Linked DNA regions of Homo sapiens: region 1 is linked to region 2. Evidence: chromatin loops called from intact Hi-C (ENCODE). Cell type or tissue: heart left ventricle. All regions are shown on one strand. Links, peaks and the distances in the headings refer to the core of each region. The heading gives the core; the rest is flanking DNA.

Region 1 (13,014 bases), core at 4,780-12,779, 180 kb after region 2:
TTTTGTGACTTGTTTAAGGCATCCTTTCCTACTCAGAGATCAAAAATATATTCAGGCTGGGCATGGTGGTGCATGCTTGTAGTCCCAGCTACTCAAGAGGCTGAGGTAGGAGGATCACTTGAGCCTAGGAGTTTGAGTCCAGCCTGGGCAACACAGCAAGACCAAGCCATTAAAAAAAAAAAAAAAAAAAATATATATATATATATATATATATATGTGTGTGTGTGTGTGTGTGTATGTACATATACACACACATATGTAATTAAAAATTTTTTTCTCCTATATTTTCTAAAAGTTTTAAAGTTCTCCTTTAATCTATATGGAGTTGATTTTTGAGCTGAAGTAGGAATCTTTTTTTTTTAATTCTTATGGACAGTCAAATATCCCAACCCCATTTACTAAACAGTCTATCTTTTCTCCATCATCTGCAGTGCCACTTCTGTTTTATAGCAAGCATATTCTATATGTGTAAGCCTGTTTTCTGGGATCTCTATCCTGTTCCATTGTTCTATTTCGTACTAATCTACTTATTACTGCTCTTAATTATGTAATGTATCTTTGAAAATAAGTCCCAATATTTTGTAAGGCAAGTCAGTGCTTCAGCTTTTTTCAGAAATTAGTTATTTTTACCTTTTCTCTGCTTTTCCATATACATTTTACAATCACTTTGATATATTTAAATTTTTTTATTCATGATTTGAAGAAAGCTCACAGTTTCCCATTTTGCATTATTTTCATTTTAGGTTTTGTAGTTTTATCTGTCAGATTAAGGAATTTACATTGTATCCTTGTTTATTATAAGTAATCATTCAAGGATATTGAATTTTATCAAAAGTTTTTCTTGCCCACTCTGAAATGATTTCTTCTACTTTAATGTTAACCTACACACATATATTAGCCATGCACTTATAATATAAATAAGAAGTAATCAAGGTGCATAAAATTTTTTTAAAGTATAATTTAGCTTGCTCACTTAAAAAATATCTTTTAAAGGTACCAACATTCTCAGTGATACAGGTATATTTTTTACACCATCTTAATATTACGAAAAATTTCAGCCAAACAAAAGAGTTGAAAAAAGTTTTATCATGAACACTCTCTAACGACCATCATCTAGATTCTACCATTAAAAACATTTTTGGTGAGTGAGATAGAGTCTCACTCTGTTCCCCAGAAGAAAGGGCAGTGGCACAATCATAGTTCACTGCAGCCTAAAACTCCTGGGCTCAAGTGATCCTCCTGCCTCTGCCTCCCACGTAGCTGAATTTACAGGCACAGGCCACAATGCCCAGTTAATTTTATTTATTTATGTTTTTCAGAGATGGGGTCTCAGTACATTGTCCAGGTTGGTCTAAAACTCCAGGCTTCAAATGATCCTCCTGCCTCAACCTTCTAAGAGGCTGGGATTCTGGGTGCAAGCTACTGAGCCTGGCTCCTGGATCCTACCTTTAAGATTTTTTCTGCTGGGATGAACACACACACTACACACACACACACACACACACACACACACACACACACACACACACACACACGTATACATGTATGCATATGCATACACACACACCTATATCCATTTTACTTTCAATGCATTTCAAGGTAAACTGGAGACTTCAGTATACTCCCCGTTTTTTCCTTGAGATAAAATGTACATGCAATAAAATGCACAAATTTTTAGTGTACATTTGCTCAGTTTTGTCAAATGCATTCACCACTGTAACTCAAGTCCCTACACCAATATACAGAACAGTTGTTCTCAATCGTCAACTTATATCTGAATCATCTGGAGAGAGACTGTTAAAATACAGAATGATGGGCTCTACCCTCAGAGTTACTGATGAATTAAGTCTGGAGTAGGGCCTAAGAATTTGCATTTCTAATAAAACTCCAGGTAATGCTGGTAACCTTTAGAACCACTGATAGGGACCATAACTATCATCCCTGAAAGTTCCCTCATGTCCTTTCCCAGTCAATCCCCAGCTCCCTGCAGCCACTCTTCTGATTTTTTCCAGTATAGATTAGTTTTACCTCTCCTAGAATTTTGTATAAATGGAATTATAATATGTACTCTTCTACGTAAGGCTTCTTTTACTCTGCACAATGTTTTCATTATTTATCTATGTTGCTGTATGTATTAATACCCTGTTCCTTTTTGATGTGGAGTACTATTAAATTGCATGGGATTGTCATAGTTTATTTATCCATTCACTGGTTGATAGAGATAAAATATTTTATTGTAAACTCGGAAAGATCTTGCTCTGGATTACAAAGGACAGGAAGAGATGAAACAGGTTACTCTTAACTGTTTTTCATTGCCTGTATTTTCCTTACAAACTAGAAAATGGTCAGTCTTAGATCTTAAGTAATTAAAATGAATGGCACTGTAAAATCTATTTAATTTTTGTGTACCCATCACATGGCTATCAATGTGTTTTTTGAAGAAGACTGTCATAAAGGGCTACTCAATTTATGGTAGTGGTTTAAACTAACTGGAGTACATTTTAGAAATAAAAAAAATGTGAGGACCTTCAGGACAGAAGTTAATCTTCCACATCCTACTGAAAAATGCCAAAAAACTATGAATTGTTAAAGGTTATAAAGGAATGATAGCACCATACATTTAAAAATGACATACTGGCCAGGCACGGTGGCTTGCGCCTATAATCCCAGCACTTTGGGAGGCCAAGGTGGGCAGATCACCTGAGGTCTGGAGTTCAAGACCAGCCTGGCCAACATGGTGAAACCCCGTCTCTACTAAAGATATAAAAAAATTAGCCAGGCGTGGTGGTGGGTGCCTGTAATTCCAGCTACTCGGGAGGCTGAGGCAAGAGAATCACTTGAACCCAGGAGGCGGAGGTTGCAGTGAGCGGAGATCGTGCCACTGCACTCCACCCTGGGCGACAAGAGTGAAACTCCGCCTCAAAAACAAAAACAAAAGATATACTAAAAGCTTGAGTAATATAGTGACATCCTGTCTCAAAAAAAAAAAAAAAAAAAAAAAAGGCTAAACATGGTGGTGCATGCCTGTGGTTCCAGCTACTTGGGAGGCTGAGGAAAGAGGACTGCTTGAGCCAGGGAGGTTGAGGCCACAGTGGGCCATGATGGTGCCACTGCACTCCAGCCTGCATGACACAGCGAGACCCTGTCTCCAAAAAAAAAAAGATATACTAACATAATTATTTAGACAATGAACAGAGTTTAGTACATGTGGGAATTTGAAGCTATTTTAGTAGTACTTCAAGTTTCCCTAAAAAAAAATTCAATAAATGGGGAGAGTCAATGATCTACAAAAAACAAACAACAACAACAAACCCCAAAAACCCAATCCAAAAATAAAAATTAGAAATATCTGAAATTGGACTGAATGCAATGCATGCATATGTGCTCATGTAAAAACAGTAAGCATGTTAATTATTCTGGACTCAAGAATTTGTAATAACTCCAGCAGTCCATTCTTTATATCCTTCCTAGCTTTTCTTAACATTTATGCATATATGTTATAATTGCTCAGAGTAGTTATGTCTCTGTCATATATATATATATGAGTTTGCTTTCTTTCACTAAACCAAACTCTGCTAGTATAAGGAAATATATCACAAAGTCACAATATCATTGGTAAACTAAGTTGCTGGCAGAAACTAAAGTAGGAAAGCATAGAATAGAGAGCATGAATAGGATGGATAAACTAACTTACTAACTAAATAAATGGGACTAGAGAATAAAGATACAAAGAATGTACAAGTAAAACTATCATTGTTAAGAGAGTATAAATCTGGTCATGTCCCTTCTGCTTCTAATTTGCTAATACAAGATGACATTATTGTAGATTCTTTTTAGTAATCCTAAATAGTGACATTTCTGATAATTACATTGAATTCTTACTTGATCATTTATAATAACTATCAAATGAAATATATGATTTAGAGCCTTTTAGAAATCATGATGTACCTTTTGGGATGGCTGACATAAACTTAACTAAGGTGGTCATAAGGTTCTATGATATAGAGCTAACTATTTGATTTAGGAAAGAAATGATGCCAAATATATCATGTAAAAATATGAAATGAAAGATGATTTAAGAAGACAGTCTAAGATTACACATTGAAAACACCATGAAGGTTTTTTAAAAAAGACATCTTAAGAAAGTAATGTACTACTTTTACCACCACACCAAAATGGCTAAAGTTTTAAAAAAAGTGACAATAATGAGAACTGGTGAGGATGTGGAGCAACCGGAACTTTCATACACTGATGGTGGAAATGAAAAATGGTTTAGCAATTTTGGAAAAACATTTTGGCAGTTTCTCACTCACCATATGACCCTGTAATCACATTCCTGGGAGTTTACCCAAGATAAATGAAAACATACATCTACACAAAACCTTACACACCAATATTCACAGAAGCATTATTCATAACACCCCAAACTGGAAAGAACCCCAAAGTCCACAAAATGGTGAATGATAAAGAAATTATGATATATCCACACTACTGAAACTACTCAGTAATAAAAAGATATATTAATATATTAGCAACAAGAATGAATCAACATTCTAAGTTTAAAAAGTCAAACACAAGATTACATACTGTATGACTCCATTGATAGGAACAATGTACATGAAAAGGTACAACTACAGTGAGAAAAAGTAGATCAATAGTTTTCTAGGGCCAGGAAGAGAGGATCAACTGCAAAAAGGCATTTTAGGGTGAAATCCTGTATGTTCATTGTGTTGGACGTTACATGACTGTATATCATCACTTAAATTCATCAAAGATCAATCACTGAAAATGAGACAACTAGATATGTGCTTCCTGCTGTGATGCAATAATATTCAACACCACCTATGAGGTATTTGTCTCCTAGATTAAAAATTGAACTTTAATCATATTAAGCCTCTAGATTTCACTAAGAGTTTACTTGAAAACTGGTGGATAGAGGAACAACTTAAATGACACCAGAAAAAAAGTGGACTATTAAATCCAGAATGTGGGAGATTCTACAGAAAAACATACAAGTCGCATGAGAAAAGGGAGGTAAGGGGCAAACTAACATAAGAGACTTAAGAGTATATCAACCAAAGCAACTGCAAACCAACTATAAAAATACATTTTTGAGACAGGAAAATATGAACACTGAATAGGTATTAGTTATGGAATAATGCATTATTATTTTGGTATAAATGATAATTTTTTAAAAAAGTCATCTGCTACAGATAGATAGATGCTAAAGTATTTATGAATGAGATAATATAAAGTTTGGCCTTTGTTTTAAAAGTATTACAGGCTGGGCATGGTGGCCCACACCTGTATCTCAGCACTTTGGGAGGCCGAGGTGGGCAGATCACCTGAGGTCAGGAGTTTGAGACCAGCCTGGCCAACATGGCGAAACTTCATCTCTACTAAAAATACAAAAATTAGCTGGGTGTGGTGGCAAGTGCCTGTAACCCCAGCTACTTGGGAGGCTGAGGTAGGAGAAACCCTTGAACCCAGGAGGCGGAGGTTGCAGTGAGCCGGCCAAGATGGCGCCACTGCACTCCAGTTTGGGCAACAGAGTGAGACTCTATCTCAAAAAAAAAAAAAAAAAAAAAGTATTATGGAAAACAAAAGAAGAAAGAAAGAAAAGGAGAAAACCAGATAGGGGAAGGATAGCTATAACAAGACTGGGAAAATGCTGATAATTTTTGAAGCTGGGTGATGGATATTTCTGCCTGTGTGAAATTTTCTAAAATAAAAAATTTAACAATTCATAGGGAGATAAACATTTCTATTTATGAAACTTAAAAAAAACCCACTAGTTGTGGTTTGACTCTGTACTACTAAAGGAAATTCTATGCATAACATACTAAATCATGTAATTATATTTTTAATGCAATATATTGATCCATTTATAAATCTTGTATCTATTAATCACAGAGATTAAAGAAAAAAAATTATCTGGAAAGAAAGTAAGATAGAATTTTAGTTAATGATTCAGAAAACTTACTTGTACAATAGACAACTGAAGGCCAGGCGCAGTGGCTCATGCCTATAATCCCAGCACTTTGGGAGGCCGAGGCACGCAGGTCACCTGAGGTCAGGAGTTTGAGACCAGCCTGGCCAACATAGTAAAACCCCGTCTCTACCAAAAATACAAAAATTAGCCGAGTGTGGTGGTGGACACCTGTAATCCTAGCTACTCTGGAGGCTGAGGCAGGAGAATTGCTTGAACCCAGGAGGCAGAGGTTGAAGTGAACCAAGATTGTGCCACTGCACTCCAGCCTGGGCGACAGAGTGAGAGAGCGAGACTCCACCTCAAAAAAAAAAAAAAAAAAAAAAAAACCACAACCAGGCAACTGAATTAATTATAGAAATTAACAAAATCATCCAGCCTAACATATTGAAATAAATTTTCCCTACCAAAAGAACTAAAAAGGTTCTTTTAAATCATACAGTCCAAAAAAAAAAAAACACCAACAACAAAAAACTAACCTATTAAATTTTAGGTTATCAGGAGTCAAAAGAACACTCACGTTTTGAAGCAGTTGCTCAAACCAGTCATATCCAGTATCTCTGCATGCTGCAACCTAAGGGTGATGAAAAGAATCAAAGTTAGAAGTATATTTATAAATGTGAATAAAATATACTTTTGTTATGCTTTAGCCTGAAACATGTTTCAATTTTCTCAATTCAAAAGTTTATTTTTAAAGTAAACTATTTTTTCAGTAACACAACCATTTACCAACGTTACAGAACTTTATTCTAAAAAATATCTTGGAAAACATTGAAGAAATTAGTTTAATGTATTGAGGTTTAATATGGCACTAAATGTTTAAAGTGGCATAAGTTTAAAATGGCACAATAACTTGAACTACACTCTGTGAGGAAAATCTGTAATATCTTAAACATTAAGAACAAAAATATTTTTCTTATTACGCTTCTAGATGGCACATTTTAAAGACATCAATAGAAATGTAGAAGATGATGTAATTGAATATACAGAATTTTTCTTTCTTTTCTTTTTTTTTTTTTGAGAAGGGATCTTGCTATTATATTGCCCAGGCTGGAGTGTAGTGCCTATTCACAGGCATGATTACAGTATACTGCAGCTTTGAACTCCTGGTTCAAAGATCTCTTGATCCCCCGTCTCAGACTCCTGAGCAGCTGGGATTATAGGCATATGCGCTGTGACTGGCAAAAATTTCTTATATTAAAAACACAAAATGTATAGCTTATGCATAATAAAAAATGTAGCTAATCCATATTCATAATTTCTGAAAAAAGTAGGCATTACTATCTTTGCAGATTATTACCCTTGGGCGATTGTATCTGTTCTTCCATTTCTCCTTTCCCTCCCTGTTTTTAATTGCTGGAGGAATAGGAAAATCTCAGTATCAGTGTTTACATCAATTAATGCCAAGAAGTAGGGCTATATGGAAGCATCAACGACATGTTACTTGCATCCCTTCAGCATCTCCAGAAATATAAAGTAAAGGCAGCAGTACGAAATGTCAAGATTAATGAAATATCTCATTATTGTCTCTTCCTTCATAAGACATGTAGGCCTCAATTAGGTCTGGATCAACAGTGACCACACCCTTGTTCCAGTCCTTCTTACCACATCGGTAATGTTTAAAATTTTCCTTGTCATTGCTTCTTTGTCATTGTGTGGAGTTGGAGTAAACCAGAGTTTCTGGAATGTTTCATTTACTAATTTCTAGAAGGAAGAGAAATTTCAAATTAACTAATTATAACAAATACGGCAATTTCACAATTCCAAATTCTCATTAGGCCCAACACAAAGCTATAAATAACTAATCAAAACACAAACTGCCAGGAATTTCTGGTATTAATTTCCTCAGTTTTTTCTAAAACTACTAATTTCTCAAAACTATAAAAATTTTCAATTTGGTAAAGATTTTAAACAATACGAATGGGTGATACTATCCCTAGCCTAGAACTTCTTCATACTATACACTCAAATGTTTATGATCAAACTAAAAAATATATTTACTGCTTTTGGAGAAGAAGTTGTTACAGTGTTTGCTAAACTTAAAAAAAAGGGACAATTATACATATTATTATATATAAATGTAAATTTACTAATGAATTTAGGACTAAACTTAAAATTTTTTTTTTATGGATACATAATAGCTGTACACATTTATGAAGTATAGTTGAACTTTTGATACAAGCATACAATGTATAATGATCAAATCAGGGTAACTGGGGTATCCATCGCCTCAAGCACTTACCATTTCTTTGTGTTAGGAACATCCTATTTCCATTCTTCTAGTTATTTTTAAATGTACAATAAGTTATTGTTAACTATAGTCACCCTATTGTGCTACTGAACACTAAATTTTATTCCTTCTGGGTGTATTTTTGATAACTGTGAACCAACCCCTCTTTATTCAACCCCTCACAACCCTTCCCTCCCTCTGCTAACCATCTTTCTATTCTCTATCTCTATGAGATAAATTTTTTTTAAGCTTCCACGCATGAGTGAAAATATGTGCTATTTTCTGTGTCTGGCTTATTTCACTTAACATAATGAAACAAAGTATTTATTTAATAATTTAGAAAACTAAAATCATTTGAAAATTAAAATAATCCCATGAGAAACCTTTGAATATAATGCAATCTCTTATAATAACAATCAATAAATCAATCAACACACACATGCACATTTTTTGAGATGGAGTCTCACCCTTGCCCAGGCAGGAGTGCAGTGGCAAGATTACAGCTCACTGCAGCCTTGAATTCCTGGGCTCAAGTAATCTTCCTGTGTCAATCTCTAGAGTAGCTGGAACTATAGGCATGCTCTACTATGTTTGGTGAAATTTTTAAAAATTATTTTCATCATTTTATTTTTTATAGAAATAGGATTCTTACTATGTTGCCCAGGCTGATCTCCAACTCCTGGCCTCAAGCCATTCTCCTGCCTTGGCCTCCCAAAGTGCTGGGATTATAGGCATGAGCTACTATGGCCAGTCTTAAATAAATATTACCACTGAGGAATTGGTTGGTTAAAATCAGATTATAATACTTAATATAAAAATCTAGAAACAAAAAAAATTAAAGTATGTATTTTTCTTAAGTTTATAAACTATAAACGATTCATTGTAAAGTGTTTGGATATATTTAAAATCAACATTTAGGTGCAATAAACATTTAACTTATTTTAAACATTAATGAAAAATAAATTTAAAACAGTCAACACTACCTTAATGCCCTCTTCATCATTGACTCTGCGAATCATTTTTACACACATTTCTGTGATTTTTGGAAATGTTGGTTGTTCAATACAAATGTCTCTGAGAATCTTTATTACTCTTTTCCTGACACTGATACCAGTATCCTAAAAACAGAAAGGTATTTTTAAGAGTCAGAAAAATTGAGATGCCTAGTGTATGAAATTAGAAAATAAGTATCCATACGCAGTATATTCACTATTTGTTAACATGATAAACACACTTGACATATTTGCTTTTTACATGCTTTCTGCTACTATAAATGTGTTATTTTTTTATGTTGTCTTTACTTTTAAAGTATGATATCTAAGACATAGAAACATATTTTATAGTTAAGCCCTGGACACAAGACTAGAAGTATACGCTTGTCAAAATTAAATGAGAAAACAAACATAAGCTTTAGAATAGTGTCTGGCACTTAAACAGCACATGAAGTATCACTTAAAAGTAGACTTCATAAAAATGTTTAACCTGAATCTAATCAAACCTTTGGCACTATCTTATGGTTACTTCTTTTTTTTTTTTGGGATGGAGTTTTGCTCTTCTCGCCCAGGCTGGGGTAACAATGGTGCGATCTCAGCTCACTGCAACCTCTGCCTCCCAGGCTCAAGCGATTCTCCTGTCTCAGCCTCCCGAGTAGCTGGGATTACAGGTGCATACCACCACGCCTGGCTAATTTTTGTATTTTTAGTAGAAACAGTGTTTCACCATGTTGTCAGGCTGGTCTTGAACTCCTGACCTTGGGTGATTCACCCGCCTCAGCCTCCCAAAGTGCTGCAATTACAGGCATGAGGCACTGCGCCTGGCCTATCTTATGGTTTATAAGAGATACAAAACACAAGTTAAATTAAACGAAGTGTGGGAAGATAACAAAACCGATCAGGCCTTTTTAATCCGTCAATGTCATATGGGATGTAAAAAAAAAAAAAAAAAAAAAAAAAGAATAAGAAAATAGTCTTCAATTTTAAGACATGACCCCCAAATGCAATGTATTACCTTTGACTGAATTCTGATTCTTAAAAAAGAAGAATGAAAAAACATTTTTAGGACAATGGAGGATCTAAGAACTAGTATTCAGATGATACTAGAGTGCTAATTTGGGTGAGATAATGGTTTTGTTTATATAGCACAGTATCTTTTTTTGGTGTTACAAACTGAAGTGTTCACAAGAAAAGAAGTAAAAAATGTTTGACTTAAAATAATTTAGCAGAAAGTACAGATGAAGTATGGAGGTAGGTACAAGGGTGTTCACTGTACTATTTTTCTTTAACAAACTTTCATATTAAAGAGTTTTAAAAATAAAAAGCATCATACATGAAGTGTGCAAAATTATTAATCTCCATTATGTGATTTTAGCAATCCCCAAAATATTTTAGGATATTTTACTAGGGTTACAAATATCAGAGTTTATCAGATACGTGGGAATCCTGTTGATTTTACCCTTCAAAAGATGGAAGCCCTAAGAAGGAAAAAAATTTTTCCAGCTTTTCTTTAAATTATTTGTTTCTCAACCAAGATTTATGCCTAGTTGAAGCTAAAAATGACTCTATACTTCTGTCACACAATGTTCTGATATTAGGCCAAGGGTGACAAAATAAACTCTTGTCATTGAGGTAATACTTAATTTTGTGCACTAGTGCATCTATGTTGAGTTCTACAATAAGTCAATATGCCTGCAATGGGTAGTGTGGAGATTCCACAGATATTTCCTAATGCCAATGTTTCCTTTCATTTTTCAGAAAAATGCTTCAGAGCCAGAGAATTCCATGATGTATGTAGAACCTCTTTAGTTTGCTCTTAAACCTCAATGGACTTTTGGGCTTAACTTGTAGGTATCTGAGCTATCATTAATCAGCTTTAAGGAAACAAGAAGATGCACCTAAGGGATCCAAAAATATTGTCAGGTACCAACGTTCTGTACGTGTCTCTCACTGAAATAATTCTTCCTGTTTATATATATACATACATAAATATATACATAAAATCACTCTAGATTCTTGTTCAAAAACATTTAACTACCCCATGTGGTTCCTATCATCTACTCATTGTAAACTGGTATAATTAAAAAGAAACAGCAACTGAAAAAAGGAATCCAATTATTACCAATGATTTGTTTTATGATATTGCAAGGGCTATTCTTGAAAATATGTACTTGTTTAGAAAGTGGCAATAGTTCATAAATTTGACAATATAAATATATAATTGGTACATTTATTTTTCTAACTTAACACTTTAAAACAAAACATGATGCTTGAAAGGCAAAATTATATTCACGAATCATTATAAAAATGACAAACATACCAATATTCTTTCAATCAGCATATCATAATACTGTTCAGCAAGCTGAGGTCGACAAAGGACAAATCGACCTAGTAATTCTACTGCTGCTTCTCGGACACTAGTCGAATTATCCATCAATCGTCCATGAACACCTCGTTGCATATCAAGCTAAAGAAAAATGAAGAGAAAAAAACAATTTATACCTAAATAGAGTGAATATTCCAATTCGAGTAGAAAAGAAAGAATCATTTTTGCTCTTTACCCTTGCTAGAATACTGGGGTCTACAGCAACAACCTCAGACAAACACTTCATGGCTTTTGTTCGAACAGCAATTGCATTTTCACCAAGAACTCGTAGGATCTGCCAAGCAAACATTGACATTTTTGTAAATTTTAGAATACATAAAATTTAATTAAAAATAGCATGAAAACATGCAAAAGAAAACAAATCTATTATTTACCTCTCTTTAATCTGTATATAAATGAGTAAAGGATCTTTCCTAATGATTCAAAGTTTAACTTAAAAATCAGTACAGGTGTTAAGTGTATAGTCCATACTTTGGAGCCTTTCGTTTATCCAATTAAACCTGTTTTTTAATTGTTTTGCTTCATTTGCAGAACCTGTAGCCCCATTAAAACCTTGCTATGTGTAACTTGAATCAAAGATATTTAGTATCATTCAAATCATAATTTGGTAGTTGAATGTTTTGTATTTTATTACTTTATTTTTTGGGATGGAGTCTCGCTCTGTCGCCCAGGCTGGAGTGCAGTGGCGCAATCTCGGCTCCCTGCAACCTCCATCTCCCGGGTTCAAGCGATTCTCCTGCCTCAGCCTCCTGAGTAGCTGGGACTACAGGCACATGCCACCATGGCAGCTAATTTTTTGTATTTTTAGTAGAGATGGGGTTTCACTGTGTTAGCCAGGACGGTCTTGATCTCCTGACCTCGTAATCTGCCCGCCTTGGCTTCCCAAAGTGCTGGGATTTAGTTGGATGTTTTTATAATGTCACTTACTCTACTGATACTGTATGTGTGTGCATTCATACAAATATATATTTGTAAAACAAGAATATGTAAAAGGGATGTAGAACAAGGACTTTCTTTTTTTGTTTGAGATGGAGTTTCCCTCTTGTTGCCCAGGCTGGAGTGCAATGGCACGATCTCGGCTCACTGCAACTTCCACCTCCCAGGTTCAAGCAATTCTCCGGCCTCAGCCTCCCGAGTAGCTGGGATTACAGGCATGTGCCACCACGCCCCGCTAATTTTTGTATTTTTAGTAGAGACGGGGTTTCACCATGTTGGTCAGGTTGGTCTCGAACTCTTGACCTCAGGTGATCCACTTGCCTTGGCTTCCCAAAGTGTTGGGATTACAGGCGTGAGCCACTACACCCGGCCGGAGAACCTAAAAACAAATACTACATCTATGATCTTTTAAGTATCTGTACTCAACAATGAATGATATTATATACTGCTCACAAGCATCCAGAATCAGAAAAATCAATAT
Region 2 (16,274 bases), core at 7,347-15,346:
TGGCGCCTGGGCTCAAGCCATCCTTCCACCTCAGCCTCGTGAGTAGCTGGGACTACAGGTGTGTGCCACCACACCCAGCTAATTTTGTTTTTTTTGTAGAGATGGGATTTCACCATGCTGCCCAGGCTGATCTTGACTTCCTGGGCTCAAGCAATCCACCCACCTTGGCCTCCCAAAGTGTTGGGATTATAGGTGTGAGCCACTGTGCTTGGCTTACTTTCTGATTTTTATCTTTTTAAATTTTTATGTTCATTAAGGAAGTAATACGTGTTCATATTAGGCAATTTTGAAAATACAGAAAAGTAGAAAGGAAACAAAATCACTTACAAGTTTAGTTTTTTTTTGTCTAGGGCCTTTTGACACATGTATATGTATATATTACCGGAGCTGGATAGTCTTATAAATTTAAAATTATGATGAATATTTTCCAGTGCCAATAAACTTAAAAAAATCTATTGAATCTTTTTCCCATTATTGTACATTTTGTTGCCATGTATTTACTATTTTAAATAATGCTGCAGTGTACCTAAATATTTGTGAGCATTACTAATAATTTCTCTAAGATAAATTCCGAGAAATGAGTCTGCTGGGAAATGAGGTAGCTGGAACCACAGGCATGTGCCTCACGCCTGGCTAATTTTTTTTTTCTTTTTTTTTGAGATGGAGTCTTGCTCTGTCACCCAGGCTGGAGTGTAGTGGCGTGATCTTGGCTTACTGCAACCTTTGCCTCCTGGGTTCAAGCGATTCTCCTGCCTCAGCCTCCTGAGTAGCTGGGATTACAGGCATGCGCCACCATGCCTGGCTGACTTTTGTATTTTTAGTAGAGATGGGGTTTCACCATGTTGGTCAGGCTGGTCTCAAACTCCTGACCTCGTGATCCACACACCTTGGCCTCTCAAAGTGCTGGGATTACAGGCGTGAGCCACTGTGCCCAGCCATGCGTGGCTAATTTTTAAAAATTATTTTATTATTTGTAGAGATGAGTCTTGGTATATTGCGCAGGCTGATCTCAAACTCCTGGGTTCAAGTGATCTTCACACCTCAGCCTCTCAAAATGCTGGGGTTATAGGTGTGAGCCACTGTACCCAGGGTGAAAGACTTCTGTATATGACTTTTTAAATGACAGGATAGTCTTTATTTATTTGTTTATTTTTGCAATATTGTCCTTACGTGATTTAACTTTCATGATAAGTTGAACCTGTAGTAATTCATTTGTTTTAATTTTTTTTTTTTTTTGAGATGGAGTTTCGCTCTTGTGGCACAGGCTAGTGTGCAATGGCACTATCTCAGCTCACTGCAACCTTCGCCTCCCAGTTTCAAGCAGTTTTCCTGCCTCAGCCTCCCGAGTAGCTGGGATTACAGGCGCCTGCCACCATGCCTAGCTAATTTTTGTATTTTTAGTAGAGACGGGGTTTCACCACATTGGCCAGGCTGTTCTTGAACTCCCGACCTCAGGTGATCCACTCACCTCAGCCTCTCAAAGTGCTGGGATTACAAGCGTGAGCCACCGCGCCCAGCTCATTTGTCTTAATTTTTAATGATGATTGCTTAAAATATATTAAGCATATACTTACTGGGTTGGGGACCCCAAAATTACCCCCTAGATTTGATGGTTCACTAGGAAAACTCAGAAGATTTAACATATAGTTGTACTCATAGCTATGATTTATTACAGTGAAAGAAAACAGCAAAATCAGCAAAGGGAAAAGGTGCATGGTATGAAGTTTGGAGAAAACCAGGAATAAGCTTCTATGAATCCTCTCCCAGTAGAGTCACACAGGATGTCCCTAGTTTCCTCAGTGACAAGTTGTGACAACATGTGAGATATAGTCTACCAGGGAAGTTCATTAGAACCTCAGTGCTCAGGGTTTTTAATTGGGGGGCTGGTCACATAAACCCCTTCTGCCTTAGTACAAACCAAAATTCTACACTCTCAGAGGGAAAACAGATGTTCAGCGTAAACCACATTGTTTATACAGTTTAGGTTCAGTGAGCTCTTCTTATCAGTTAGGGTGGTGGAAATCCTCCCAAAATCCAAGTTCCCAGATACCAGCCAAGGACCACCTTACAAGCAAGCATTTCAAGCAGTCATGCATGCTATGGTAGTTCCTTTCTGCACACCTACCTTATTAAATAATTGTCTATAGTTATTTAATTTTTATTAAATAGGGTTTCTATTATTTTTATTTTTATTTTTATTTTTTTGAGATGGAGTCTCGCTCTTGTCACCAGGCTGGAATGCAGAGGCACGATCTCGGCTCATTGCAACCTCTGCCTCCCGGGTTCAAGCAATTCTCCTGCCTCAGCCTCCTGAGTAGCTGGGATTACAGGCTCCTGCCACCACACCTGGCTAATTTTTTTTCTATTTTTAGTAGAGACAGAGTTTCACCATGTTGGCCAGGCTGGTATCGAACTCCTGACCTCAGGTGATCCTCCCCCCTCGGCCTCCCAAAGTGCTAGGATTACAGGCATGAGCCACTTCGCCCAGCCGGGTTTCTGTTATTAACATTAGCACTGCACCCTATACAGAATTACACTTTATTTTTATTTATTTATTTATTTATTTATTTATTTATTTGAGATGGTGTCTCGCTCTGTCGCCCAGGCTGGAGTGCAATGGCGCAGTCTCGGCTCACTGCAACTTCGGCCTCCTGGGTTAAAGTGATTCTCCTGCCTCAGCCTCACTAGTAGCTGGGATTACAAGCGTGCACCACCATGCCCAGCTAATTTTTTGTATTTTTAGTAGAGACGGGGTTTCACCATATTGGCCAGGCTGGTCTCTAACTCCTGACCTCAGGTGATCCACCTGCCTTGGCCTCCCAAAGTGCTGGGATTACAGGCATGAGCCACTGCACCCGGTCGAGATTTACACTTTGAAAATTTTTTTAACTTCTAAATTGATACAGCTTTATTCTGTGACAATAACTTTTATCATCAGGTCACTCCCTATTTAAGAGGCTGATTCCTGAGTTTTGCATAAGGTTTGAATGATTAAGATTACTGAAAATCTTACCTTTGTATAATTCCTCCATAAGTTTTACCCAGGAGAAAAAAATTTTTACCCAGGTATCTCTAACTCGAATGTGAAGAAATAGTGTGGTTTTTCCCCCCAAATATTACAGTGACTAAATGAAGACTACTGCTTGAAGGCTAATAAAATTTTCTCAATTCCTTTTGTTTAAAAAAAGAAACCAGGTAACATTAATTAACATTATTTTCTTTATTAACAATATTCCTTTGAGGGCCTACTATATGAGAGGAGAAGTGCTAGGTGCTGGGACATACAGTGAACAAGATAGAAATCCATACACATATAAAATGTAATTTCCCATGAATATGTGTCAGATCACTTCTGGAAAAGAAAGATACCTTTCTATTGTTGGAGCCATACACTTCATACCAACTAATGTTATCCTAGTATTTATCTATACAGTATTTAGTAGTTTTAAGCTAATTTATTTTCAAATTTGTGAATGCCAGCTTATATTATTATTGAGATTCTCAAGTGGGAATGACGCATGTCCTCTAATCCTGCTAGTGCACTTTGGAGTTATGCCAGAAATTTTGATGTGATTCTTCTGTCCACCTGCTATCTAGCCATCTCCCTTCACTCCACACATTTGTGTGCGTGTGTTTGAGATAGGGCCTCACTCTGTCACCTAGGCTGGAGTGCAGTGGCGTGATCACAGCTCACTGCAGCTTCAACCTCCCAGGCTCAAGTGATCCTCCTGCCTCAGCCTCCTGAGTAGCTGGGACTATAGGCACATGCCACCACACCTGGCTAATTTTTGTATTTTTTTGCAGTGATGGGGTTTCTCCATGTTGCCCAGGCTGGTATCAAACTCCTGGACGGACTCAAGTGATCCTCCATCCTGGGCCTCCCAAAGTGTGGGGATTACAGGCATGAGCCTCTGTGCCTGGCCCACCCCACACGTTCTTTTTGCTACTGCCTGCCCCCCAAAATCTTATACTAGTGAGCTACTATTACTAATGGGAGTATATTAAGATTCTCAGATCTAATGGTACAGACAAAAGCATTAAGAATCTTGGGTGGTCATGGTGGCTCACACCTGTAATCCCAGCATTTTGGGAGGCTGAGGCGGACCGATTACTTGAGCTCAGGAGTTCAAGACCAGCCTGTCCAACATGGCGAAACCCCATCTTGACCAAAAAAATACAAAAAAAATTAGCCGGTCAAGGTGGCGTGTGCCTATAGTCCCAGCTACTCAGGAGACTGAGGCGGGAAGATGGCCTAAACCTTGGAGGCAGAGGTTGCAGTGAGCTGAGAATGTGCCACTGCACTCTAGCTTGGGTGACAGAGCAGGATTCTTTCTCAAAAAACAAAAAAGAAAAAAAGAAAAAAATCTTATATCAGTGCTTTTTAGATTATTTTTGTAGTAAGCCCTGCCCCGTTTATCTTCAAAAAAAAAAAAAAAAAAAAAAAAGGAAAGAGAAGGAAAAACGGGAAATAAATAATGAAATTCTAAGCTTGCAAGGCTGTCGTGCCTGGGTCATTTTGTATAGATACCTCCATTTAAAAAATAAAACTTAAAGTTGTGAACAGTTCTTAGGTGTATGTGCACATAATTACTAACTACAGTTGACCATTGAACATCACAGGGGTTAGGAGCACCAACACCCTCATGCTGTCAAAAATTCGTGTATAACTTGACTCCCGAAAAACTTAACCATTAATAGCCTACTGTTGACTAGAAGCCTTACTGGTAACATAAATAGTTGATTAACATATATTTTATATGTTGTATATATTATATACTGTATTCTTAGAATAAAGTAAGCCAGAGAAAGGAAAGTTGTATTAAGAAAATCCTAAGAGGCCAGGTACAGTGGCTCATGTCTGTAATCCCAGCACTTTGGGAGGCCGAGGCGGGCAGATCACCTGAGGTCAAGAGTTCGAGACCAGTCTGACCAACATGGAGAAAACTGGTCTCTACTAAAAATACAAAATTAGCCGGGCGTGGTGGCACGTGCCTATAATCCCAGCTACTCAGGAGGCTGAGGCAGGAGAATCACTTGAACCCAGAAGGCGAGGTTTGTGGTGAGCTGAGATCGCACCATTGCACTCCAGCCTGGGCAATAAAAGTGAAACTCTGTCTCAAAAAGAGAAAAAAAAATCATAAGGGAAAATACATTTCCAGTATTGTACTGTATTTATTGATACCACAAGTTTATGTTATCTGTTTCCAAGATTAATTGTCTGAAATGGTAGACAACCATAGCTGCAGACCTCAATCCATGGTATGTCTCAAGTAATTCAACTTTTACTTGTAATGTCATGATTTTTTTCTGCTTATTCAGAACACTTCCAGGATCTCTGGTGGCACTTCCTGTAGGTCTTATGGTGTTATTCAAGGTTTATGGTACTGCACTAAACGTGATGAGAACTACACAAGAATTGTGAGGTTGCTTTTTATTGCCATGTGCACTTTACTAGAGAGATGAACTGCTCATGCAGAGATGATTAGCATCACACAGTATTTTAAGCAAATACTTGCAACACTTGAACTCCTCAAAATAGCAACAGGAAGTAGCTGCAAAATTAATACAGTAGTACAGTAGGAACTACAATGAATTTTATGCAGTTATTTAATACTTTATCTTTATGTGTGTTTACATTTCTCTTGACTGTGAACAGTGCCATATATGGCCTGTAAGTGTTTGTGTAAATTTTGATAATTTTTTTTTGAGTCAGGGTCTATCTAGCTCTGTTGCCCAGGCTGGAGTGCACTGGCACAATCTCAGCTTACTGCAGCCTCCGCCTCCTAGACTCAAGCGATCCTCCTACCTCAGCACCCTGAATAGCTGGGACTATAGGTGCGCACAACCATGCCCAGCTAATGTTTCTTTTTATTGTATTTTTCTGTAGAGGTGGGATTTCACCATGTTGCCCAGGCTGGTCTCAAACTCCTGAGCTCAAGAGATCAGCCCACCTTGGCCTTCCAAAGTGCTGGGATTATAGGTGTAAGCCACTGTACCCAGCCAATTTTGATAAATTTTAACTTTTTATAGTTTATATGTATTTTATGGTACTAAATGATAAAATAATTATTTACATATATTTTTTATATTGATGACATACCTTTTTCTTTTTTTATTGATATTTCTAGGTTATGTGGTATGCCTACAAATTTTTTCAAATTGTCACAAATCTCCAAAACATTTTCTAGTACATTTATGGAAAAAAAATCTGTATATATAAGTGGATTTATGCAGTTCAAACCCGTGAAGTTCAAGGGTCAATTGTAATTGTTTCTGGTTTTATTGTCTTTAAGAAGTACGGTACCTATTATAATTCAGCTTGTATTGGCCATGGGTGCTTATCTCAGAAAAAAAGGTATTGCAATTTTCTTTTTGTATAATGTTGGGAACTTAAATATTATTACTTTTGGTAGTTGATCACAATCTTCTTAGGTCATTGCTGTATTCCTTAGGTGCTGCAAAGTCTCATTTTGAGTGTGGAATGGTGGGCGGTGTTCATCCTGAGGCAGCAGTGAGAGTCGTCCAGTCCATGGCTCGTTTCATGGCTGCCTATTTCACCAATCAGCAGCTTTGCATTTTGCCCCCTCATCATGTGAATGTTCTTCCCCCACTTCATATTAAAACAGGTAATGTAGTAAACAAATCCTTTTTAAACTTTTTTTGCATTGCACATAATATAATATTTAAAACATATTATACAGAGGCCATTACTCAATGATACTGTTCTAGCATAGTATCTGAAACATAGGAGGTGATTTATGACTATGAATGAATAGAATCTGAGAAAAGTAATGGCTTAGATTCGTTTTTACTGAACATGGCTTTTTAAAATCACAAAATTGGGACAAGTTGATCTTTATAAAGTTTTTAGTTTTAAATTTTAATTTATTAATTATTTCTTTTTAGAGATGGAATTTTGCTATATTGCTCAGACTGTTTTTGAACTCCTGGCCTCAAACAATCTTTTCTTTTTTTTGAGACTGAGTTTCGCTCTTGTTGCCCAGGGTGGAGTGCAATGGTGTGATCTTGGCTAACTGCAACCTCCACCTCCTGGGTTCAAGCAATTTTCCTGCCTCAACCTCCCAAGTAGCTGGGATTATCGGCATATGCCACCACACCTGGCTAATTTTTTGTATTTAGTAGAGACAGGGTTTCACCACGTTAGTCAGGCTGGTCTCGAACTCCTGACCTCAGGTGATCCACCTGCCTTGGCCTCCCTGCTGGGATTATAGGCGTGCGCCACGTGCCCGGCCAAATGATCTTAACCACCTCAGCCTCCCAAGTAGCAGGGACTATAGGTGTGCCCAGCTGAAGTTTCAATTTTTAAAGTGAAAGAGCTGCCACCTTCATTTATGTCAAAATGTAGAGATTTAATAAATATTGAGCCTGCTAATTCAGTATTTAATGTTATTTGGATGATTTACTTTTATTATTTTATTTGGACCATTTACTTTTTAAATTTAATACTTTCATTAGTATGGTCAAAATGCATCTAATCCTGTGCTAGATAACTGCCCTGCTCTCAGTATAAACAGGTACACAAATTTCTATGATATTCATTCATTCTAATTTTTATTAAGTGCCTACTATTTGCCACACAGTATTCTTAGTGCTGCACATATACTAGCTTGCACCACATGAAATTGATAATACGAAAACATTTGTAGTTTCTTTCTTTTTTTTTTTTTTGGATTACACATTTTTATTCAGAGTTTTATCTGTTGATAGAGAAACATTTACAAAGGAGTAAATGTTATGTAATTTCTCATGGTATGTAAGTTAGAAGCTGGGCAGCAAACATGGTTACCAAGAGTCATCTGGTTCTTCATGAGAAAAGCGTGTTAAACTTTCGACTTTGTCACTACATTGCAGTGTGTCCACTAGGGAGCCTTCCTGGACCATCTTTTTTGAGCTCTTATCTGCCGACTCCTGGTCTTGCTGGATGATTTTCATGTATTTCTCTAAAGGATTTTCACTGTGAGCAGATTTGTCTTTCATTTCTTGATTACTCATTTCTAATTCATTTTCCATTTCAATCTTCAGTGATTCTTCAGTCATCCTCCTTTCCTGATACAGTTTTTCTAGTTCTCTTCTTTCCCTTTCTAAAATTTCTTGTAGGTTACTCTGCCTTCTTTCTTCTCTCTGCTTTCGTTCTTTCACTTGCTGTTCCCATATTTTTTCTTCTTCCTTTTGTTCTTCAATTTGTTTCTGATCTACACTTGGGTGCTGATATGAGAGGGGCACAGCAGCTACAGCTGCGCCCATATGAAGCATATCCCCGGCAGGAGAGGGCCCATCCATTTCAAACTGCCTTGGCACATTCCGTGCATATTCAAAAGATGATTCAAATTCCTCGTTATCCTTAAAAGCTAGCTTGTCCGCATCTGAAAATTCACTTTTGTCTTGAAGTTCATTTTGTCTCCAGTAAAGACCCGCTTTCTGCTCCGGAGGGCTGGAGAAGGGAGGGATGGAGAGGTTGTGCCTAGACTCAGCGGGTGATGGCGGGGGCATTCTGTCAGGATAAGGACTGGGGGAAGCAATGTGTGATCTGCCCAGACCTTCCAGATATATTTCACTTTCAAGGCTTCTTTTTGCTTTTGGAAGGGGTGTGGAGGAGAGGCGTCTGGAGGAAGTGCCCCCGCATAGCCTTGAGGCTGCACTGCCTGTCAGGGCTTCCAAGATGTCATTCCTTTCTTCTTTAAGTGTGCCCACTTGAGGCTGCTCAGAGACAACTCTGTCCTCTGCAAAAATACGTCTTTCCGGGGAACTGGAAGTAATGTTTTTGAAGGCTTCCAGCAAGTGCAGAGATGGTGGGCTCTTTGCTGGTAGTGGGCCTTTGGCAGAGTTTTTAATGTCTCTCCGATGGTAACTTCTGAAAGCCTTTTCCAAGCGTTCCGCCTCTTGCTGAAGCTGTTTGACCCTTGCATTAGTATTGGCGACAAACTCAAGGTCAGAATCAGGGGAACTACCCTCCATCCCTGCATTTGGATAATTTGTGATCCTTGATGCAACCGTACCTGCTAGAACTTTTTCCTGTTTAAAAGGATTGTTCAAGAAATCCCCACTTATCTCACCATTGTGAAGCACCATGTTGCCATTTATTAATCCATTGGCAGAATGATGGATCACAGACTGCTTTGGATTGCAGTACACTTCATTCTCTAGGGCTGTCTGAGTTTGCTTCAATTGCGATTTTAAATCGGCAACCTGAATAGTTAACCTCTTTATGGAAACTTTGTAACCTAGTATCTGGGCCTTCAACTGTGTAGTATGCTCAATTTCATCTTGCAGTTGTTTGTGCAGAGCTTGTTTGCGGCTTTCGAACTCCTCATGCTCAACCACTGTAGCCTTTTCTGCTCTCCTTAGTTCTTTCTGAAAGACCGCAAGTTCAGGAGCCAGCTGAGCTAGGCGGTTTAGGAGACGCAAGTTTTCATTTCTACTCTCTTCCAGTTGTTGTTTAAGTAATTTATTTTGTGCCAGAAGCTCCAGTCTCTCTTCTTTTAGTAGTGAATAGTCACTCATCACTTTAACCTTTTCATTCAGCATATGGTTTTGTTTTGTTATTGCCAAAGACTGGGCTTTGACAGACTCTAATTCAAGCTCAAGTTCTTTCATGCGATTTATAGATTGATTGAGTTCCTCCTTTTTTGAATTAAAAGCTATGAGCTCCTCTTGCAAATGAACAGCTTTTTCTTTATTCTTCCTTTCATCTTCAATCAGTCGATTAGTTCTAATGATGTAGTCGTCCTTTAGTTCAAGTTGATACTTTAGGAGTTCATTCTTGAGTTTTTGGTCATAGGTCTTCTCAAAACTCTTTATATTCTGCTCCCGTCTCCTAAGTGCCTCAGTCATACTTTTATGTTTTTCTTCCTGGAGCTTCTGGTTCAGTTCAAAAGCTTCAACTCTTTGCTTCAGCTCTGCTTCTCTTCCTCTTAGCAAATCCATATCTTTTAGTAAAAGTTGCCTTTGAGCATAAATCTCTTTTGTTTCAATCTCTTGGTGCTTTTGAATTCTCTCAAGGGTGCTCTTTTCCCGAATAACAAGGGCTTCAGATTTTGCTTGACAAGCTTTCTCAAAATCATTCTGGAACACGGCTAATTCCTTCTCATACTTTTTTTTTGCTTCCATTTTAATTTTTCCTATTTCGGTATCTTTAAAAAACTTCAACTTTTGACATATTTCTTCCCGAAGTTGCTCTTCTATTTCTCTCTTATATTCATTTAGCTTTATTTCTAAAGACTCAAACTTGATACGCTGAGGGTAAGCATCTGCAAACTGATCATCAATAAGCTGAAGCTTCTCAGCCAGAGAATCTCTGCTAAATGTCGAACTTGTCTGAGTTTCCATATTACAACTTTCTTTAGCTTGATGATATTCTGCCAATCCTTTTAAAAAATGCATAAGAAAACCTTTTTGGTTTTCTTTATCAGCTCCTGAAACCAGTGATTTGTACAGACTGGAAGTAGGGTTGATTTTAATGAGTTGTAATAGATCCTGCATAGTAAATACCTTTTCTTTTGCCAAACCACTTTCTAGAAAGAAAACAGAAAGTGAATATTCACAGCCACATCTTTGTAAGTGATCTGCCACTAAAGAGTTAGAGGCACTTATTAAGAGGGAGCTCCCTTGCACTGAAATGGACTGAGGTTGCAGTTCTCCACTCAATACAGGGTGCATTAACTCATGAATTAGCTGGTTTCGAAGTTGTATCTTGAGTGTTTCCAGTATACCCCGATCCTTAAATGTCTGGTATAGCTTTTTGCGCAGTTCATTTTGACTCAACACATCAGCCACGGGGAGCATGTTGGACTGAGCCATCATCAGCCGTCAGCTTCCTCCGGAGCCCGCCTCGCTCGCCCCGCCGTGGCCCGAGTTTAGTGCCCAGCTGGGGCTGTAGGGCCAAGACGAGGGGGAATCCCTGCCCTCCAGAGCCCTGCTTCTGTCCTGAGGGGTCGGGAGGAACAAGGGTGCTGAACGCTCTCTGCCTTGCACTCCCAACTAGGTTTTCTAACAAACACGCTAGCTTCCTTTCTTCGCGGTTCTGAGGAATGAGTGAGGACCGTGACCCAGTCACGAATCAAAGGCGGCTGGAGGGCGGGGACCCGGAGACTAGGGACAGAAGGCGGCAAGGCAGGACCGCCTCACATCCCATCCTTCGTCTCCCGAGACCGGCTCAGTACAGCCTTCCCGTTCTGGAGAGCTACGGCGCATGCGCATGTTTTCTTTTTTTCTTTTCTTTTTTTTTTTCATCTGTGAAACAGATTTATCCTAACTGCAATGAACAAAGTGATAAAGTACTTGTTCTTTTACGGGGTTTACGTCTAATATGTTGAGACAGAAATTTAAATATATAAACAAGATATATCAAATGGTTATAACTGTTATGGAGAGAATTAAAATAGAGCAATACAGCGTGACTGAGTGGCAATTTGAGATTGGAATTTCAGGAGTAGCTCTCTGAGGAGGTGAAAGTTAAGCTGAACTCTTTTTTTTTTTTGGGGGGGGGGGGAGACAGAGTCTTGCTCTATCGCCCAGGCTGGAGTGCAGTGGCGCAGTCTCGGCTCACTGCAAGCTCCGCCTCCTGGGCTCGTGCCATTCTCCTGCCTCAGCCTCCTGAGTAGCTGGGACTACAGGCGCCCACCACCTCGCTGGGCTAATTTTTTGTATTTTTAGTGGAGACGGGGTTTCACCGTGTTAGCCAGGATGGTCTCGATCTCCTGACCTCCTGATCCGCTCACCTCGGCCTCCCAAAGTGCTGGGATTACAGGCGTGAGCCACCGCTCCCGGCCTCTAAGCCGAACTCTTAATAACAAAAAAGAGTTGGATACATCAAGGCACAGGGCATTCTAACCTGAGTTTGTGTAAAAGCCCCAGGGCAAGAACAAGTTTGATGTGTTTGAGAAACGGAAAGATCTGTGTGGCTGTAAACTAGAGGAGGAGGGCTGGGCATGTTGGCCTATGCCTGTAATCCCAGCACTTTGGGAAGCCAGGCCGATTGCTTGAGTTCAGGAGTTTGAGATCAGCCTGGGCAACATTATGAAACCCTGTCTCTACAAAAAATACAAAAATTAGCCCGCCATGGTGACATGTACCTGAGATTCCCAGTCACTTGGGAGGCTGAGGCAGGAGGATTGCTTGAGCCCAGATGACAGAGGTTGCAGTGAGATCACGTGATTACACTCCAGCTTGGATGACAGAGCAAGACTGTCTCAAACAAAACAAAACAAAACAAAACAAAAACAACAACAACAAAAAAACCAAAGCAAACAAAAAAAAACTAGAGAAGGAAGTGGAGAGTGATATGAGTTGCATTCAGTAAAGGGGCCAGATGATGTAAGCCATGTTAAGAAATCTGAATTTTAAGTATCATGGGAAGCTGTTGGAGGGCTTTAAGCAAGAGTAGACATGAACAGATACATATGTATGTACAAGGCACACCTAAGTTAGAGTAGTACAAGTTAAAATACTATCAGAAATTTAATAAAGATGGCAACAAGTGGTCAGCAAATATAATCAGTCGTAGAACCATGGATTTTGAACTATGTGTTCAAACTCCTATGTTCTGTGAATGTTTCAGGATGCATATACATTTCATGTTAATTTTTCTAATCAGAATGTTTCTAGGGATTTGAGTTGCTTATTTGGTGTGATATTTTAAAAGGTCGTGAACTTTTTTACTGTGTGAAAGTAGTAAAATTTTCAGAAAATTTAATTATTCAAGTTATTTTAATGGTATATTACCTTGCTCGTAGTGAATAAAAATAGGAAAAATTTAGCCAGTCTCCTGGCTCCTTTGCTTATGCAAAATCAGACATCCAAGTGGTTGAAAACTTTTTGTTTTTCCTGATGTGTTTGTCAGAGAGCTAAAATGTTAGTTCTTGCAGTAGGCATAGCCTGTATAGGTCATGTGAGAAACTCACCATTTCGAGGAACAGAGAAGCTCATGAATGCTGTTTATGACTTTTATTTTGAGAGAATGAGTAAAAATCCCATCAACATGTATTTTTTAATAACATTTCTTTTATCCTATTTTTAAGTTGCTTTATCAAGTTACTTCAATTAGGGAAAGGGACAGAAGGCCAGGGGGAACGATATTATCCTTTTGTATTAAATCACAGGCCAGATGGCAATCTTATTATTTAGTCAGAATTACTGAACATCACACTTTTCTGCTTTGTAATCAACACTAATATTGACACTTAATATGCTTCATTGTTACCTCAACTTAGTCTTTTATTGCATAACACTGTGGGTAACACAAAGTCAGATAAAATGTAGTCTCTGCCTTCTACATTTCATAATCTAGTATGAGAAATAAACATGTATTTCTGAGCATCCCACAGTAATAAATTGCACATTGTGACCCATGTCACGGTAATAAATTGTACTTTGTGAACCAGTAGTATAGTAGATATAAATGTTTTTTGTATGTGTTTACATATTACCTGACACAAAAGTTTCATTAAACAGTATTTACCTTTATTTTGTGTCTGATACTTTCTATTCTGTTTTGTTTTTTTTCTCTTTTGTTTCATTTTTAAAATAATGCTGGCATTTGTTTCATGACCCACGAATGAGGCACATTCTTCAGTGTTAAAAGTGTTCTAGGGCATGTTGAGTATTACTTTAGCCCATTTTGTATGTATCTTCCTGGTGGTTTTTTGTAGATAATACTGATTGAAGAGATAAATATGCCCATGTAAAGAAGCATGAGTTTGGATGTGATTGTAATAATCCATTTTTAAAAATTTACTCACAGAGCAGTCCTTTCGACTTATTCCTCTGCAACACTCTAAGGTGGCCAGTGTTGTTAGAGATCAGAATCTCTCTAATGTGTGGACAGTTGAATATGCACTTGAATTACTATTTATTGGTGGCCTGGTTCCAGAGGCTGTGTGGTTGGCATATAAACTTGGAGACTGGAAGACGTCTGTTTCAATTGGTGTGGCTTTCCAGCTGTTCTGTAAACGTGATAGCAATTTCATGAGGTATGGATTTTTAGGCAATTTTAAGATATAGTATGATTGAACTATGTATTTTATATTTCTCTTATTGCTGGTATTTACATTTTATGTGGAATCCTTAGTTCAGCATTGTTCAATGGAACGTTCTTTAGTGATAGAAATGTGTTGTCCAGTATGGTAGCCACTCACCACAAGTAACTATTGAAATGCAGCCAGTGAGACCAAGGAATTAAATTTTCAATTTAACTTTAGTTAATTTAAATTAAAATAGCCACATATAGTTAGTGGTTACTGTATTGAACAGCTCAGTGGCTTACTTATTTGTGTTAAAACATTTATTAATAGCCAGGGGCGATGATCGTGCCTGTGGTCCCAACTACTTGGGAGGCTGAGGTGGGAAGATCACTTGAGCGCGGGAGGTCAAGGCTGCAGTGAGCCGTGATCATGTCATTACACGTCAGCCTGGGCAACAGAGTGAGACCCTGTCTCAAAACAAACAAAAACCATTTATTTAGCACACTTATGTGTTAGTAAAGCCCGTGTTTAGGGTAGCAATTAGAAATAAGAATGGGGGGAGTATATTAGGATCATAATCGTGGAGGGTCTTAATACAATATTTCCTTGAATATATCTTTTTTACATGTACGATAGATAAAAAAGTAAATTCCATTGTTTCTTAAACTTTCATGTTTAGTCCTTGATATGTGAAACCTTTCCTTTTTTTTCAAAATTTGGATTCATTTCCCTTAATTTGATGTCATTTCAGGTCCAAGAAAAAGAGTCTGAATCTACCACTCCGTATGACTCCAGCACAGATTTTTCAGGAAAAACTGCAGTGTGTTTTAGGTCAACCAGCCTCTTTGGAAGCAAAAAATGAAATGGGCTCAAAATATAAACAGTTTACAGGTGTGTTATGTATGTATAGTCTGATTCGTGTCAGATTAATATAAACCTTATAATACCTTAAAAAGTTTATACATGTCTACAAATGTATTAACACTTTGAAATAAACTTATCAAAAATGAAAGTATGATATTTATTTTTATTTTATTTTATTATTTTTTGAGATGGAGTGTTACTCTGCCACCCAGGCTGGAGTGCAGTGGCGTGATCTTAGCTCACTGCAAACTCTACCTGCCGGGTTCAAGCAATTCTCCTGCTTCAGCTTCCCGAGTAGCTGGGATTACAGGCGTGGGCCACCACGTCCGGCTAATTTTTGTAGTGTTTGTAGAGACAGGGTTTCACCTTGTTGGCCAGGCTGGTCTCAAACTCCTGACCTCAGGTGATCCGCCTGCTTTGGCCTCCCAAAGTGTTGGGATTACAGGCATGAGCCACTGCGCCCGGCTGAAAAATGAAAGTATGATATTTATACTTAACCATGGGAACACCCAAAATTGATGCCAGCTTACAATACAAGGGTTGATAACTGAATGATTTTCTGATTTTCCATACATGCCTTTTTTTTTTTTTTTAAATATTAAAGTAGCTTTCTTGATGCCGCAGTGTTACAGCTCTCTGACTCCTCCTGCAGAGCAAGGCCACCCCAGAGACTATGTTGAGAGTAGCCTTCATACATACCTTTACACTAATTATATTTCGCTTCATTTGTATCATTTTCTTTTGGAGCTGTAGAATCTCAAGCCTGGAAGGGTACTTAGGAGTGATTTATTTCAACTCTCACCTAGTGCATAAATTATAGATCTTTTTTATTTGAAAAGTTCAAAATGGTATTAAAAAATTAAAAATGATAGAATATTACATGTATTACATGGATTCACACAGGAATCCTATAAAATTTATCTGTTTTACAGTTGGAGAAATTTAGATAAAAAGTAATGAAATCAGTCATTTAATGTCGTATATTTAATGTAAAACCAGGGCAACTGTGAGGCCCTTCTGTTTTTATTGGTGCTTTGCTCCAGTAAAGAGTGAGACTTCTAACTCTAGATTCCTAAAACTTATAACATTTCTGTTTTGAGAGAACCTATAATGCTTGGAAATCTGACTATAAACTTTTCTTTGATAATTTTCTGTGCAGTTCTTTTGCTTTAATCAATGAAAAGATGTTACTGTGTGAAAGTTGGATTTTAAAGAAGGGACTAAAATATCCCCAGTCTGAACTTTGAGTTTTGGCAATATGTTGTTTTAAATGATCTGAAAACTCTTCCACGATAAATACATAGATAAAATGTGTTTCTAGATAAAATACAAAAAATATCCACTTAAAGGCCAAGCTTTAAATAAAGTAAGGGGAATTGCCAGAGGTCAGAAACAACAAGCAAATAAAAATTCAAAGGGTTCCATTTTTTT

Evidence for each region. A loop is a pair of places that touch in the nucleus more often than their neighbours do. Peaks named below come from ENCODE experiments on the same cell type or tissue, not always from the same donor. Only the 100,000 strongest peaks of a DNase experiment are listed, where the experiment ranks them.
Region 1: it touches region 2 in a loop (2.2-fold over the local background); 2 of 110 quality-filtered maps call a loop at or near these places.

The regions. Positions count from the first base shown.
Region 1 is chr5:37,020,908-37,033,921 of GRCh38, reverse strand. It overlaps NIPBL (NIPBL cohesin loading factor), which reads right to left. Exons shown (of 47, transcript NM_133433.4): 28 at 11,773-11,871; 29 at 11,532-11,678; 30 at 9,203-9,337; 31 at 7,595-7,693; 32 at 6,510-6,563. Among named protein-coding and RNA genes, the nearest start is that of NIPBL, 150 kb to the right of the region's middle. In heart left ventricle, for the core only: no CTCF peak of the experiment used is centred there; no DNase peak of the experiment used is centred there.
Region 2 is chr5:37,203,911-37,220,184 of GRCh38, reverse strand. It overlaps CPLANE1 (ciliogenesis and planar polarity effector complex subunit 1), which reads left to right. Exons shown (of 53, transcript NM_001384732.1): 16 at 6,453-6,626; 17 at 13,760-13,988; 18 at 14,731-14,870. It also overlaps the pseudogene OFD1P17. Among named protein-coding and RNA genes, the nearest start is that of CPLANE1-AS1, 37 kb to the left of the region's middle. RefSeq lists an enhancer at 10,947-11,106. In heart left ventricle, for the core only: no CTCF peak of the experiment used is centred there; a DNase peak (open chromatin) is centred at 11,134; H3K4me3 peaks cover 867 bases.